Regions from separate parts of the Homo sapiens genome. Here region 2 is linked to region 1. Evidence: chromatin loops called from intact Hi-C (ENCODE). Cell type or tissue: heart right ventricle. All regions are shown on one strand. Each heading gives the region's core, and the rest is flanking DNA. Links, peaks and the distances in the headings are about the cores only.

Region 1 (7,789 bases), core at 1,004-6,003:
ACCAACCTGACCAACATGGTGAAACCCTGTCTCTACTAAAAATACAAAAATTAGCTGGGCATGGTGGTGCACACCTGTAGTCCCAGCTACTCAGGAGGCTGAGGCAAGAGAATCGCTTGAACCTGGGAGGCAGAGGTTGCAGTGAGCTGAAATTGCGCCACTGAACTCCAACCTGGGCGACAAAGTGAGACTCTGTCTCAAAAAAAAAAAAAAAAAAAAAAAAAAAAGGAATCAAACTGCGGACGCACACAATAGTATCTAATATTGGTGAATCTCAGAAATATTGAGTGAAAGAAGCCAAGTAAAAAAGAATACATAAGAGGAATGATTTCATTTACATAAAATGCAAACTAATTTATAGTGACAGATTAACTGGGTTTGGGACCAGATGAGCTCTAAATGGGAATAAGACATCTTTGGTGGTGATGGAAATGTTTTTTCTTTGTTGTGTTTTAATAGGCAGGATCTCATTTTGTTGTCCATGCTGGAGTGCAGGAGCACGATCATAGCTCACTGCAGCCTCGAAATCCTTGGGCTCAAATGATCCTCCTGCCTCAGTCTCCTGAGTAGCTAGGACTATAGGTGCGCACCACCACACCCAGCCAATGTTTTAAATTTTTTGTAGAGATGGGATCTCGCTTTATTACCTGGGCTGGTCTCGAATTCCTGGCCTCAAGTGATCCTTCTGCCTCAGCCTCCCAAAATGCTGGGATTGCAGGTGTGAGGCACTACACCCAGCTGACGGAAATGTGCTGCATCTTGATAGTCATGGTGGTTTCCTGGGTGTAACCAATTGTCACCACTGATCAGTGATACACTTGAAATAGATGCAGTTTATTGTTCTTAACTTATTCCTCAATGAAGTTGATAACTTAAAGAGAAAAGGAAAAATAGGGGTCCTTAGCAGTGTCAAGGGACCTGGCTGGGGGCACTGGACGTGCCAATGAGGAGAGTCTTGATGATTCTGAGGGCTGCCTGGGTAGAATTTCAGTGGGCAGAAAAGTCAGCATTCCACGCACTCTATTCTTCCTTTCCTCCTTCCCCTCCTCTTTCTTCTTTTTTTCCCTGCTTTGCCTCCTTCTTAAATTCTTCTTTTCTAATTTATAAGACAGCTAGAATAGGAGGGAGATACTGAGGGCTCTGGAGATTTTTATTGTCCCCTTGGGAAGAGGCTACGGGCAGAACTGGAGGAAAAGGTTCGTCGTACTCAGGGGAGAATTTCCAGTCTAGCTGTGGACACTGACCTTTGCATGTCTTTCGTCCCTCCTCCCATACTGGAAAATGAAAGGATTGTTGTGTTTATCATAACACATTTTTGGTCATTTTAGTTTAGTTTGTAATTAGACTATAATTACCTAACCCGGTTGCTTAATAATAAAGACTTCTCACCCCAGGCAGCATGGTGCAAAGGGAATTGTGCCCTCCACCCCAGGGTGGTGATCATCCCAGGTCCCTTTGGCCTTTATATTAACCTACGGTTTGAATCTTGGTCTGACCATTGAGCTGCTGTGTGACCTCAGACAAACCGCTAAACCCTTGTGAGCCTGGTTTATAATACTTGTAATGATCAAATGAGACAGTATGTGAAAATAAACAGAGTGGCTGTCACATGAAAGGTGCCCAGTAAGTATGTGCTGTATCTGAGTCCCTGACAGATACTCAGTACCCGCGAGAGCACGGTACTGTGCCAAGCAAACTAGAAATGCACACACATAGGAAAGAATAGTCTCGGGTGAGTGAATGCATTAAAAAGGTCCATGCGGTGCATTCTCAGATCCCAAAATAGTGCCCAGGACTGAGATGAGAGGTAGGGGCCCAGGAGTTTACTGAAGACAGGACCTTTTCATTGTTTTCCGTGAGAGGGTAAAACTTCACCTGCAGTGTGACAGCGGCCACATCCAAAGACTCAGAGGAGCCAGCATGAGGAGGAGGAGCTGAAAGCGGAGGGAGGTGGTTGGTGCCACTGTGTGTGTGTGTGTGTGTGTGTGTGCGCGTGTGTGTGTTTAGCCAGGAGGGAGCTGTTGGGAAATGCCACCTAAGGAATGTTTTCAAGTGCAATTCTAGCACTTCATGATGTGAAGAATAAATACGATCTCCTTTGTAGTCCCTTGAGACGGGAGGTCGCACAGTCTGGGTGGCTCTGGAGTGGCTGATTTTGGTCCTGGGCTGTTGCTCAGGCTGTGGGGAGGAGCGGTCCCAGGCAGGAATCTGAGGAAGGAGCTACAGGGACTGTGGCCCTTGGCCAGGCAGGACGGAGAGCCTGCTGTGGATTTTCTCAGCGGTTAGAGTCTCTGTTGTCTAAGCTGGGAAAACTGACCATCACTGAGGGAGAAACACTGGTGGAACACTGACAGCTTCCTCAGAAGAAACACATGTGTGCTGCGCCCAGCCTGACATCCATGCCCCAGCCTGAGCACCCATGGTCTCACTTGGTGTCACACAACATACTTCTCCTCTGTCTTCAATGTCAAACCTTTCCCATGGCGAAAATGGGCGGGGGTGGGGCAGGGGGGATATAAGCTACATTTTTCTTAGTGTGGTCAGAGTAGCATATTCTTTTTTTTTGTTGTTTGAAACGGAGTGTTGCTCTGTTACCCAGGCTGGAGTGCAATGGTGTGATCTCAGCTCACTGCAACCTCCACCTCCTGGGTTCAAGTGATTCTCCTGCTTCAGCCTCCGGAGTAGCTGGGATTACAGGCATGTGCCACCATGCCCTGCTAATTTTGTGTTTTTAGTAGAGACAGGGTTTCACCATATTGGTCACGATGGTCTCGAACTCCCAACCTCAGGTGATCTGCTTGCCTCGGCCTCCCACAGTGCTGGGATTACAGGCGTGAGCCACCATGCCTGGCCCAGAGTAGCATATTCTTGATTTGAATTTGTAGACTGGAAAGTTCAGTGTAGTCTGATGATGATGATGATAACGATGATGACAGTATCAAGCACTTGTACAGCACTTACTACTCTTTAAGCACTTTTCCAAACATGTAACATACAGTAATTCATCTCATCATTTAATCCTTACAGCATCCTTGAGGTGAGGTCTTATTGTCATTGCTCCTATTTATAGGTGAGGAAAACTGAGGCATGGAGAAAATGATTCATTTCTAAGTGGTGCAGAAGGATTTGAACCCAAGTCATCTGACTCTAGAGTCCCTCTCGTAGGCATGTGGCTACACTGCTTCTTACCATGTGTGGTATGTATTGGGTGACTCCTTTCTGGCAGGAACAAGCCCATTAGGTTTTTTTTAGGCATCTGTTTCAAAGGGTTCTTCTATATTTGTAAGCCAAACCTTTTTCTTCTGTTTCTCTCCTTCTTGCATCATTATACGATCCATAGTCCTCAGGACACACGGCCCCAGCCTCATCACAAGCAGTACATGCGACAATTTGTCCACCTGCTGTTCTGTCCCTGCCCAGGGCTGAGCACAACAGCCCACAGAGAATGCTTCTGCTGAGAGGTAGATTCTAAGGTGTGGACCCAGGATCTCTTAGGTAGTATTTTGAGACATATTTGGACAAAAGCTACTGAGGCAGTGTAGAAAATAGATACTGCTTGTCTTGAAAGCTAGGTCAAGGCAAATGTTTGTTTGTCTTTTAAAAATTATGGCAGTTAGCTGAAATTGTATTTCAACTGCTAGGAAACTAGAATGGCCAGATCTTAGAAACTGGTGGAGAGGCAGTCAGTTAATAAAAATTTCCCCGGAAGGAGTGATGGGGGAAGGAGAGAGGAGAGGGTGGGAGGAAGGAAAGGGAGGGAGCTGGCCCTTCCAGAGCAGTCATTTCCGGATTCTGTGGCCTTTCAGTGAACACAGAGGTCTTTCGAGGCCTCTCAGAGCTCTGGCTGCCTTCTCCAGTCTTTGGCTGTGGGAGGCAGCATGGGAGGAGCCTGAACTGGCCTGACAGGGGCTGTCCTTTGCCCGCAGGGCACCCGTTCACCCCCAGCTGCAGCTCATGCCATATGTTGGCAGGGCCTGTGTTTCTGTGTCTTCTTTCCCAGCTGGCCTGGGAGCTCCTGGAAGGCAGGGCCTCTGCCACCTTCTGCTCTGCATCTCAGCACTTGAGTAGAGTCTGGCATAGACTCTACTTAGATTAGAGCATGGGCTCAGTACATACTTATCAAATTCAGTTGGCATCAAGAAGCCTGGATTCAAACATTTGCTTGGTGATCGTAGGCAGTGACTTGTAATGAACTAGAATATCAGTATTTTTGAACTGTAAAACCTCTACTACATTGGATTAAATACGGGACCATGTAAAGAGGCCACATAGAGGAGGCCTTCAATCAGGGTTTCCTTCTTTTTTTTTTGGCGGTCGAGCGTAAGCAGTGTCAGATCCCCATACAGAAACCACATCCACCAGGGAGTTCCTCATTGATCCTCACCCATCCTATTAGCCAGGGACTGAAACTTCAAAAAAGAATGGATTCCCTTTTTAGAATATTGCAAAAGATCATGTCTGTTGTGGTTAAAGAATTGCCTTAAATAACATATCATTTTCACTTGAATATCCTGCAACAGGGGAACACTCGTGTTCATCCTTTCTTTCAGCATGTCCAATATACGTACAAGTTACATGGGAGGAGGCTGTATAAAGGTAGTGGTGAAACATCAGCTTGGAGGCAGCCTGGTTTTTAATAAGATGTACACAGAACTTTTATGAAGACAGACATATTCTGGGACAGAAAGCAATTTTCAAATTTAAAAAGATTCAAGCCATACAAAGTGTGTTCTTTGATTACAGTGGAATTACATTAGAAATAAGTAACAGAAAGATTATCTGGAAAATCTCCAAATCCTTAGAAACTAAATGACACATTTCTAACCCACAGTCCAAAGAAGAAATTAAAAGGGAAATTAGAAGCTATTTTAAACTGAATGAAAATAAAAGCCCATCATATCAAAATGTGTGAGATGCCACTAAAGCAATGCTTAGTGCTGCTGGGGGTGGGGGAACATATAGCAGTAAATGTCTGCATCAGGAAAGGTCTCAAAGCAATGGCCTGAGCTTCCACCTTAGGAACCAGGAAAAGAAGAGCAAATTAAACCCAAAGCAAGGTGGAGAAAGGAAATAATAAAGATAAAAGCAGAAATCAGTGAAATAGAAAACAGAAAAACATGCTGGGCACAGTGTAATTACACGCCTGTAATCCCAGCACTTTGGGAGGCCAAGGCGGGTGGATCACTTGGGGTCAGGAGTTTAAGACCAGCCTGGCCAACATGGTGAAACCCCGTCTCTACAAAAAATATAAAAAATTAGCTGGGCGTGGTGGTGCATGCCTGTAATCCCAGCTACTCGGGAGGCTGAGGGAGGAGAATCACTTGAACCTGGGAGGTGAAGGTTGCAGTGAGCCGAGATTGTGCCACTGCACTCCAGCCTGGGTGACAGAGTGAGACTCCATCTCAAAAAAAGAAGATAAAAAAAAGAAAACCAATAAAGAAAATCAGTGAAACAAAAGCCGATTCTTTGAAAAGGTCAATACAATTGATAAACTTGTAGCCATAATGATAAATGGAAATAAGGAGAGAAGACACATTACTAACATTAGGAATGAGAGAGGTGACATCACTACAGATTCTATAGATATTATGCACAAGCTTGTGCCAGTAAATCCAACAACTTAGTTGAAATAGGCCTGATATTGTTACCAGTGGAGAATGTCCAGGTTCTTCGCGTTTTGAACAAAGAATTGGACAAAACACACAAAGCAATGAAAGAATGAAGCAATGAAAGCACAGATTTGCTGAAACGAAGGTACGCCCCACAGACTGGGAGTGGGCTGGAGCAAGTGGCTCAAGAGTGCTGGTTACAGAAACCTCTAGGGGTTTCCCATTGGTTACTTGGTTAGACCCTATGTAAATGAAGTAGTGGCCTGCAACCAGTCTGATTGGTTGCAGAAGGTGACCAATCAGAGGCTGAAGTGAATTTTCAAAGTTACACCCCTGTGCAGATGAAGGCTAGGCCTGTGACCAGTCTGATTGTTTGCGGGAGAGGACCTATCAGAAGTACTTTCCATTTTTCATCTGCAATGCAGAAAGTGAGGAGGGTTGGAAAGAGAACAGCCTCTGATCCTTTTGTTACCTGAGTGTGGAAAGTTAGGGTTTTCCTTTTGATTCACTTCTAGTCAGTCTGTGCAAACCAGCCTTAGTTTCCCTGCCTCCAGACCCTATTCTCCTGCCTTAACATTGTAATATAATAAGAAATACATATTTGCTCTCTGCTCCAGGTCCTTGGCACAGAACTCCTAAAACTCTTACAATTTCCTGAGCAATCAGTTGCTATGTACATCTTTTGTTATAATATTTCATCTTTGACCGCAGTTCTTGACCCAGATCTCCTAATCTGTTGGAATTTCCTGGGTGATAGGAGTGTCTTTTGTTCTAATGAGGCATGTCTTGGTGGGCACCTAAGTGGGTGCTGGTCACCAGAAAGACCAAGCCACAGTTAGAAACTTGGAACTTTCAGCCCTACCCCCATCCTCCAAAAAGAGGAAGGGGGCTGGACATAGGGTTAATAATTGATCATGCCTATATGATAAAGCCCACATAAAAATCCCTGAAGAACTGTGGGGTTCAGAGAGCTTCTGGGTTGCTGAGCATATGTATGTGCTGGGAGAGGGGCCCAGAGAGGGCACGAGAGCTCCATGCTCCTTCCCTCAAGCCCTGACCTGTGTGTCTCTTCATCTGCTGTTCATCTGTATCCTTTATCACATCCTTTATTAATGTAATAAGTAAATATAAGTGTTTCCCTGAGTTCTGGGAGTTGCTCTAGCAAATTATTGTACCCTCAGAGAGGGTCATGAGAACCTCAATTCATAGCTGGTCAGCCAGAAGTATAGGTTGACAACCTGGAACCTAGAATTGGCATCTGAAGCTGGAGTCAGGCTTGTGGGCCTGAGACTTTAACCCGTAGCATCTAACTCTAACGCCAGCTCCAGGTAAATAGTGTCAGAATCAGCCAGGCACAGTGGCTCACGCTTGTAATCTCAGCATTTTGGGAGGCCGAGGTGGGCGGATCACTTGAGGCCAGGAGTTCGAGACCAGCCTAGCCAACATGGCGAAACCCCATCTCTACTAAAAATACAAAAATTAGCTGGGCATGGTGGCACATGCTTGTAATCCCAGCTACTTAGGAAGCTGAGGCACAAGAATCGCTTGAACCCGGGAGGCGGAGGTTGCAATGAGCCGAGATCATGCCATTGCACTCCAGCCTGGGTGACAGAGTGAGACTCTTGTCTCAAAAGAAAAAAAAAGTGTCAGAATTGAATTGAATCGTAGGACACTCTGTTGATGTCTTCTGGAGAATTACTTGATATGTGGGGAAACCCCCCACCCACATTTTGGTGACATGAGGTATTCTGTGTTGAGTGTGGGAGTAGGAAAGAGAGTTTTGTTTTTGCTGTCTCATACAGGAAAATTTCTTAATAGGTATAACCTTTCAAAACCTCCCCTCAAACACACAACAAAACAAAACAAAACAAAACAACAACAACAACAACAAAAACCCTCTAGGCCCAGATGGCTTCAGTGGGGAATTTTACCAGACATTTAAGAAAGAAATTCTACCAACTCTACATAAACTCTTCCAGAAACTTGAAAAGGAAGGAATACTTCCCAACTCATGCTATGAAGCTGGCAATACCCTGATACTAAAGATAAAGATATTACAAGAAAAGAAATGTACAGACAAGTATTGAATTCAACAATATGTAAAAAAGCCATTATGATCAAGTGTGGTTTATCCCAGGAATGCAAGATTAGTTTAACATTCGAAAATCAATGTAATTCAC
Region 2 (7,789 bases), core at 1,509-6,508, 62 kb before region 1:
GGGAAATATTAGATTCCTTCCCTAGGCCAGGGAGACTAGACAGCTTTTTAGAAGATCTCTGTAACCCCCAGCATTGGTGCTTTTATGACAAGGTGAAGCTCTTTTGTAAAGCTGTGTTTTTGTGTGTGTGTGTTAATGCACCAGACCATTCCTGGCCTACTGTGCAAGGCCCTGTGGTGCAGGTGGGGAGGCGGGTAGAGATAGAGAGCGAGGTACAGCTGAGTGCAGATCCCCAGCTCTGAGCATCACTGGGTGTGTGACTTACTCAATTCATCATTTAGCTATTGAGAGCTGATGTTAGGCATATTCTTTCTTTTCTTATGAAGCCTTGGTTTATTGTGGGCCTCAGAATAGAAGCTTCTTGGCCTGAAAATGAAGTTCTTTGGAAGTGCCATCTGACACTTCTCCTGGTGGGCAGAGTTGCTGAAACTGGAAGCAGGGGGTTTGAGGGGTGCTGTAACTGATGTGGGGAGACCGACTGGGGACAAAGAATGAGGATAGTAACAGGAGATGACTCCTCCTCCCCAGGAGGCCAGATGCATCCAGAGGCCTCACATGGCTGGATGTAGGTTACAAGGTCGCTCTCACAGTCAAGGTGTGAGCAAGGCCTTGGTCTTCCCATCAGCCATGCTGCCTTATAAGCCACTCAGTCAACTCCCCATCCACCTCCAAACTGCTGCTTGCCTGGCCTCCCTCTTCATTGATGATGTGATGAGCCACCCAAATAGACCTGGAGTTTTTTTTGTGTTTTGAAATAATTTTAATTTACAGATTTGCAAAGAAAGCACAGAGTTTTCCCCATGTACCCTTCACCCAGCTTCCTCCAATGTTGACATTTTCCTGTGCATTTCTCGACACTAAGAAATCAGCAATGGTACAAGGTAGCTAATGACAATCTTTATTGAGATCTCCCCATTTTTTCCACGAATGCCCTGTCTCTTCTAGCATGTCTTCTAGGAAACCACATTGCATGAGTGGAGTTGGTTTTCAGCTCCTCTCATTTTCTCCCACACTTGGCACCACCTAATCTGGTCTCTTATCCTTACCCTTTTTTTTTTCCATCCCTATGGTGAGTGCCCGGGCCCAGCCTTTTCCACTCATGTGGAGCCTTTGGCACCCTCTCCTGGACTCCCTTCCCCAGATTCTCCCACCTTGCTGTATACATGCTGCTCGGAGAGGCCACTGTAAAAATGACTCTTCTCAGGGGGCTCAGATCTCTCCCTGAATGAAGTCTGAGCTCACTACAGCCCTCCTTTGTAACTTTCCAACTTGGTCTTGCACTACTTTCCAATTTCAGCCTTCTTCTGCAGACAGGTGGGTCTCTTGGCAGACAGATGAGTCTCTTTAACTCTGTTTAATACCTGAGGATGCCTGGTTCTCACTGTGTTTTCCTAACGTGCTTTATCTTGTTCAGTCTTCAGAATAATGCCGATGCCAGCCAGCGCTAGGAATGGAGGCCCGCAGAGGCTTATGGAACTGGCCCATGGTCACTCAGCCAGGACATGGGAGCCCAAGACTGCAGACCTGAGGCTCCTAAGCACCCCAATCTCTCATCTCAACTTCAGGATAGCCTCGTGAGTTCTGCTCACGCCATTCCCAGGATCCCCCATCCTCAAAGCTTCCTCTGTCTTAGTCCTGCCCATCCTTCAAAGCCCAACTTGAACCCCGTCTCCATGAGGTCTTTTGTTTTAGGCTGAAATCAATTTGCTTATTTGGCACCTCTCCCTCCCCCCCACCCCCGAGATTTGTTAAGGTATTATTGAAAAATAATAATTATATATACTTGCAGTGTACAGACATGATGCTTTGATAGGTGCATACGTTGTGAAATGATTAAATCAAGCTAATTAGCATATTCATCACCTCACATACTTACCATTTTCTAAATTGTGAGAACACTTACTAACTTACCCATACTTCTTGGTATTTATAAATCAATTACAAAGAAATGCTATGAGTCTCCCTCTGTCGCCCAGGCTGGAGTGCAGTGGTGCGATCTCGGCTCACTGCAAGCTCTGCCTCCTGGGTTCACACCATTCTCCTGCCTCAGCCTCCTGAGTAGCTGGGACTACCGGTGCCCCCCACCACTCCCAGGTAATCTGTATTTTTAGTAGAGATGGGGTTTCACCGTGTTAGCCAGGATGGTCTCGATCTCCTGACCTTGTGATCCGCCCACCTTGGCCTCCCAAAGTGCTGGGATTACAGGCGTGAGCCACCACGCCTGGCCGTGTGTGCATTTTTATCTTCTCAATTCGACTGTAAGCTCCTAGAGGGTAGGAACATTGGCTTATAATATATTCTGTCCTCTGGAAGGCCTGGCAGATATTCAGTGTTCAACGGTGTGTTTTAAATAAATATAATTTCCTGGAATATCATTTAATAATAAGTAGTGAAAGCTGGGCGCAGTGGCTCACGCCTGTAATCCCAGCACTTTGGGAGGTGGAGGTGGACGGATCACAAGGTCAGGAGTTCGAGACCAGCCTGGCCAATACGGTGAAACGCCATCTCTACTGAAAATACACAAAAAATTAGCTGGTCATGGTGTCGCACGCCTGTAATCCCAGCTACTCAGGAAGCTGAGACAGGAGAATTGCTTGAACCCGGGAGGCGGAGGTTGCGGTGAGCTGAGATCATGCCACTGCACTGCAGCCTGGGCGACCGAGGGAGATTCTGTCTCAAAAAAAAAAAAAAAAGTAGTGAAGAGGATGTTTCTTTTTTGCTCTCATATTTGAAACATATGATCAATTGGCTTGAACATTGTTTATGATACCACTATGACATTTAATCCGTGTTGACCAAATAATAAAACCAGAAACAACAATAACAGTAGTAGCTCACATAGTGCTTATTATGTGCTGGGCTGTTCTAAGGCTTGCCCATGTTAACTCCTTTCATCCTCTTAATAAACCTGTGAGGTGGATGCTATTTCTGGTCCCATTGTAGCGATGGAACCAGGCAGGAAGAAGTCCAGTAACTTGCTGAGAGCCGTGGAGAAGGTGGTGGAGTTGGAAGGGGCCCCCACTCTGAGCTGGGTCTCTTGGATCTGCTTCAGTGGGATCTCTTAGCAGAGGTCACACATGGACCCAGTGCTTCCCTCTTTTTCTGTGTAAAATCACAGTGGTCATTTACTAAGGATGCAGAGCTCTGATATGTTGAATATGTTTTTGGGAAAGTGAATCTGTTAATATTGTGAGTCCTTATAAATATTTAACTCTCTGCTCTTTATGACTAGTTAGTAATTTCCTTTGTAAAATATTACTTCAACAATAAAAGTGAACTCTTGAGCATGGGGCTGGTGAGGGCATTTCCAAATGCAAGGAAGTTACTTTGACATCTCCCTGGTGGTGCCCAGGTACAGACGGTGGGTAATTACCAGAACTGTTGCTTTGTATGATTTCCCTAGTCAAAGGCTTAATCATTTGACAGTATCTAACCCAGTGTTATTGGATAACATAACCCATGGCTCTTGACTGTGCTAGGTATGAGGCTGGTGTTTTCTCAGCAGAACCAGTTAAAATAAAACCTAGATGTCATATCCCAATCTGGCCTGTTTGGGAAAATGCAGTTTGAACCACAAGCGCAATCTACCCGTGGTGTTTTATAACACTGTTTGCTTGGCCAGTCTTCTTCAGCAGGCCCTGAATATCTTGTACTTCTCTCCCTGGTAACAGGATCTCTAAACCGGCCACACCTGTCATAAGTGACTCTACTAAAGGGGAATTCAGAATTCCACTGGGGATACTTAGAACAGTGAGCTGATGTGATCTTGTGTTATTTTCCCTTTCTTGGGGGTTATCCCTTGATTAATTACCTGTCTGTTGGAGAGAGAGTGTTCTTATAATTGGGGTGAACAGGAGGGCTCTAGTGGGCACCCCGGGGTGAGGGAGTGTGGGGCATTGCAGTAGAACCTAGGCAGCGCTTGGAGCCAGCCCTACTGGCTATCTGGGCAGGCCAGCCCTGGAAGGATTCCCATCTTCTCAACGGGAGTGCCCGTGGCTTCCATGAGTTACCAAGCTGGGAATTGCTTCTAACAATCGAGTTGGAGGCGGGGTGCCCGTGGTACAATCTGTGTCTGGCTTCCTTGGCAACTACCTCTTGTCTTGTTTCCTGCTTCCAGTCAATGCCTTTAGGATTAGGCTGAACTTTCCCCTTCATTGTATGTCTCAGCGTCAAAGAGAGGACAGAGAAGGAACATCTTGTTGCTGTCTTACTTGAAATACCAGATAAGTTCAGGGTTCAATAAAGGTGAGACCTTCCTTAGCTTATTTGAAGGAACTGCTGTTAGTCTAATTCATGATCTGTGTCTTTCTACTGCTATTTTGGTGGATTTGTGGATTGGCGTCCCTGGTCCAGAAGAGTTTTATTATCATCCTCAAATAGTCCACATTCAAACAAATCCCTTTTGGATCACAGAAGTGAGATTTTTTTCCTTTAAGCTGTTATAATGAGTGAGGCCCAGGTAAGGGCAGTGTCCTGCCGTGGCTGCAGGTGTCTGGGTTTGCAGAGGGCCTGAAGGAGTGGCTTCAAACAGGACAATCCTGTTCATCGTGTGGGAGACCCTGTGGGCAAGGAGATGGGTTTTATACGGATGAGGCCACTCAAGGAAGAGGGAGGAGAGATCACGAGGAAGGGCTAGTTATTTAGGGCCGGTCCCACCCTCCAGTGATCCGGCCTCCCCCTGTGTGTCTCTCCCTACCTTCTGGCTGCCTGTGTCCTAACTCCACGTCCTGTTTGCTGCCTTCCCCATACCAGAAATCCTAATATCCACGGCTCAGCCTGGCCCTGGTTCCTGAGAGATGTCTTGCTGTGTAGCTCTGTGGTGGATGTTGTAGACAGTGAACGGCTCTCTGGGCACAATTCAGCCAGTCTCTGTTGTCAGTGGAAGCAGCACAGATCTTCCCTGCACCGTGTGGCCATTTGAAAACAGGGGTGCACTTGACAACTCCAAAAAAACTAAGGTAGACTGTCTTTACCTGTTGTTTCTGTGAAAGGATCTGGGGAGAAGAGAGGGAAAAAATGAAGTCATAGTTTCAGAGCCATATATGGGCCTCACTTAATGGAGTGAGTGTTGGGGCCAGATTTATATTGGGAAGGAAACTATCTTGGTAGATAAGAAGTGAAAATTCTTGCTGGTGTGACCAAAAGGCTGGGACCTGTCTGTTGACAGCAGAGAAGGCAAGCGAAGGGTCATGTGTAGCACGTTCTCAGGCCTGGCCTTGGGGCCTGTGGAGCTTCCATGCAGATCCGGTGGTCACAGATAGCCTTACTGTTCCTTTCCCCCCTCAGTCCCTCTCTGTCTCTCTCTCCCCGGTAGGGTTCAACATACACATATCTGTGGGTGCAAATACATGAGCAGCTCTGAGTCAGTCTTCTTTCCCTCATTGTTGTCCCCAAAGTCCCACAGTCTTTTGTCCTTCTCGGAGACCAGTTGGATTCAGCACCCTGTGAGGCCTGGGGTTCAACTCAGGACAGCTGTCGGGGAGGCAGGGAGTGGGACCTGGGCCGCTTTCTCTGAGCCAGTCCGGACTGCAGCAGAACCCCAGTGACTGTCCCAACAAGAGGCCGGGACAGACTCATCTCCTGAGGCCCCGTCGTCAGGCAAGAAAGATGGGCTTCCCTGTGGCATGTGTGTTTTCCCTCATCACTGTGTGGTTAGCCCCAGCGGGGATATAAATATTGTCCAGATGCTCACTGGTTAATGTTTTACCTCGCACAAGAATGTGCTGTTCCCAGGCAGCTGTGTGTCATAGTTACAGTCTCCTAGAGGGCTTGTGCGTGTGTCTCCTGGAGCCGCGGCTGGCCCTCACCCCCCATGCAGCCTCCGCGAGGCCTTTTGTGCAGAGCCTTGCCCTTGTGTGTGCCCTCCTACTCCATCTGTATCTTGTCGTCAGTTGCTGGCGCCACCTCAGCAGGGTTTACTGTGACCTTTCTTGGGCCCATCTGGGAACAGTGGTAGTAGGTCTGGACCTAGGGGTCCAGTGGGTCTTTCCCACAACCTAGCCTGTGTAAGAGGCTGGAGGAAACCCTGAATGCAGGCAGAGAAGTCTGTCACAGAGGCCCCTGGGGACAGTGGACGCTGGCTCTGTGGGCCGACCAAGGAGCGAGACCAGCTGGAGCATGTCAGGGGATGGTGGGTGTGATTGGAGAGGAGGGCGGTCACAGCAGGTGAGGTTGTGTCCCTCTCCTAATATGCAGGGCCAGCCTTTGAAGTTCATTTCTTCAGTTCAGGTAAAGTCAATACGATTGATTTCTAGACCTATAGACCTATGTGAAGTATCTCAACCAAAGAGATGTTTATCTCCAACCTAAGCATAGCTCTATTTTATTTCTCCTTTTGTTTTTTGGAATCATTAAAGATAAAACTACTCCCAGCCATTACAACTGTCATGATGACATAAAATACTGCATCAGAAATAGTAACCAGGGTCTTTATACTGTTGTTTATTTCATTACTTGGAATGAAAATGACAATCTAAGGTGAAGAGATGGACTTGGTTTGTCTGAAATAGGGAAACATCTAGGTGTAGATTTTCAGATCTCACAGGGGACAAATTTCTTCATCTGCAGAGGAGGAAATAAACAGGATCTGTGTAGCTCTTGGATGACCAGCTCAATACATGGATGCTGGAGGTGAAGGGAGCTCTCTAGGGAAAGTTTGATGGCTGCATTTTTTTGCTTTCTATACTCTCCCTGTCACTACGAATATGGAAGTGTTTTTCGAAGCCTGTTCTACTTCCTAAAACACCTTATAATGCTTTTCCTTTTAGGAGGAAGGGAGGCCTGGAACCAACCTGGGAAGGCACTGGGGAGACCCAGGGAGGAAGGAGACTGTGGTCGCCAAGCATGGTGGCTCATACCTGTAGTCCCAGCACTTTGGGAGGCCAAGCTAGGGGCGCTGCTTGAGCCCAGGAGTTCAGTACCAGCTGGGACAACATAGCAAGACCCTATCTCTATACAAAATAAAAATTTGCCAGGTGTGGTGGTGCTAGCTACTCAGGAGGCTGAGGCAGGAGGTTTGCTGGAATACAAGGGTTCAAGGCTGCGATGAGCTATAATTGCACCACTGCACTCCAGCCTGGGCAGCAGAGTGAGACACCAACAGAAAGAAAGAGAGAAAGAGAGAGAGAGAGAAAGAAAGGAGGGAGGGAGGGAGGGAGGGTCGGCCATGAAGACTTTATCTATATAGCGAGGGTAACAGACAGCCCAGGTGTAGAGAGTCCAGATAAGTGTCTCGATTTTTCCACGTTGGCCTATGTTTTTAAATGGAAACGAACTCTGCAGACCTGCCCTTCATTAGAATCTGAATCCCCAAACATCTTTCTCATGTTTAATCTCTGCCATTGGTTCATGGGCTGTTAAAAAAAAAAAGGGGATAATATCCATGAAGGCTCTCTTACACAGGTGACATAAATAACTTTTTTTTCCAAATACAGCTGTGACAAAACTGAGCAATTATATCCATGCATAGAATGAGTGAGAAAGACAGGAGTTTGAGTCCCAACTCTGCCACATTACTGACTGTGTGATCTTAGGCAAGTTACTTAGACTCTGTTTTTTGGTTTTTCTCATTTGTAAGGTGTGTTTTGGGGAAACAGATAACAAAAGGGATGTTGTAAGAATTAACTGAGATGGGCCAGGCACGGTGGCTCCGGCCTATAATTCCAGCTGTTTGGGAGGCCGAGGGGGATAGATCACCTGAGGTCAGGAGTTTGAGACCAGCCTGGCCAACATGACAAGACCCTGTCTCTACCAAAACCACAAAAATTAGCCGGGAGTGGTGGCATGTGCC

What was found. A loop is a pair of places that touch in the nucleus more often than their neighbours do. Peaks named below come from ENCODE experiments on the same cell type or tissue, not always from the same donor. Only the 100,000 strongest peaks of a DNase experiment are listed, where the experiment ranks them.
Region 2: it touches region 1 in a loop (2.5-fold over the local background); 3 of 110 quality-filtered maps call a loop at or near these places.

Annotation. Positions count from the first base shown.
Region 1 is chr6:150,234,650-150,242,438 of GRCh38, forward strand. The region is part of intron 3 of PPP1R14C (protein phosphatase 1 regulatory inhibitor subunit 14C); the gene reads left to right. Among named protein-coding and RNA genes, the nearest start is that of PPP1R14C, 96 kb to the left of the region's middle. In heart right ventricle, for the core only: no CTCF peak of the experiment used is centred there; a DNase peak (open chromatin) is centred at 3,965; H3K27ac peaks cover 1,697 bases.
Region 2 is chr6:150,172,289-150,180,077 of GRCh38, forward strand. The region is part of intron 1 of PPP1R14C (protein phosphatase 1 regulatory inhibitor subunit 14C); the gene reads left to right. Among named protein-coding and RNA genes, the nearest start is that of PPP1R14C, 33 kb to the left of the region's middle. RefSeq lists an enhancer at 3,259-6,177. In heart right ventricle, for the core only: no CTCF peak of the experiment used is centred there; DNase peaks (open chromatin) are centred at 3,996, 4,753 and 5,812; H3K27ac peaks cover 3,788 bases.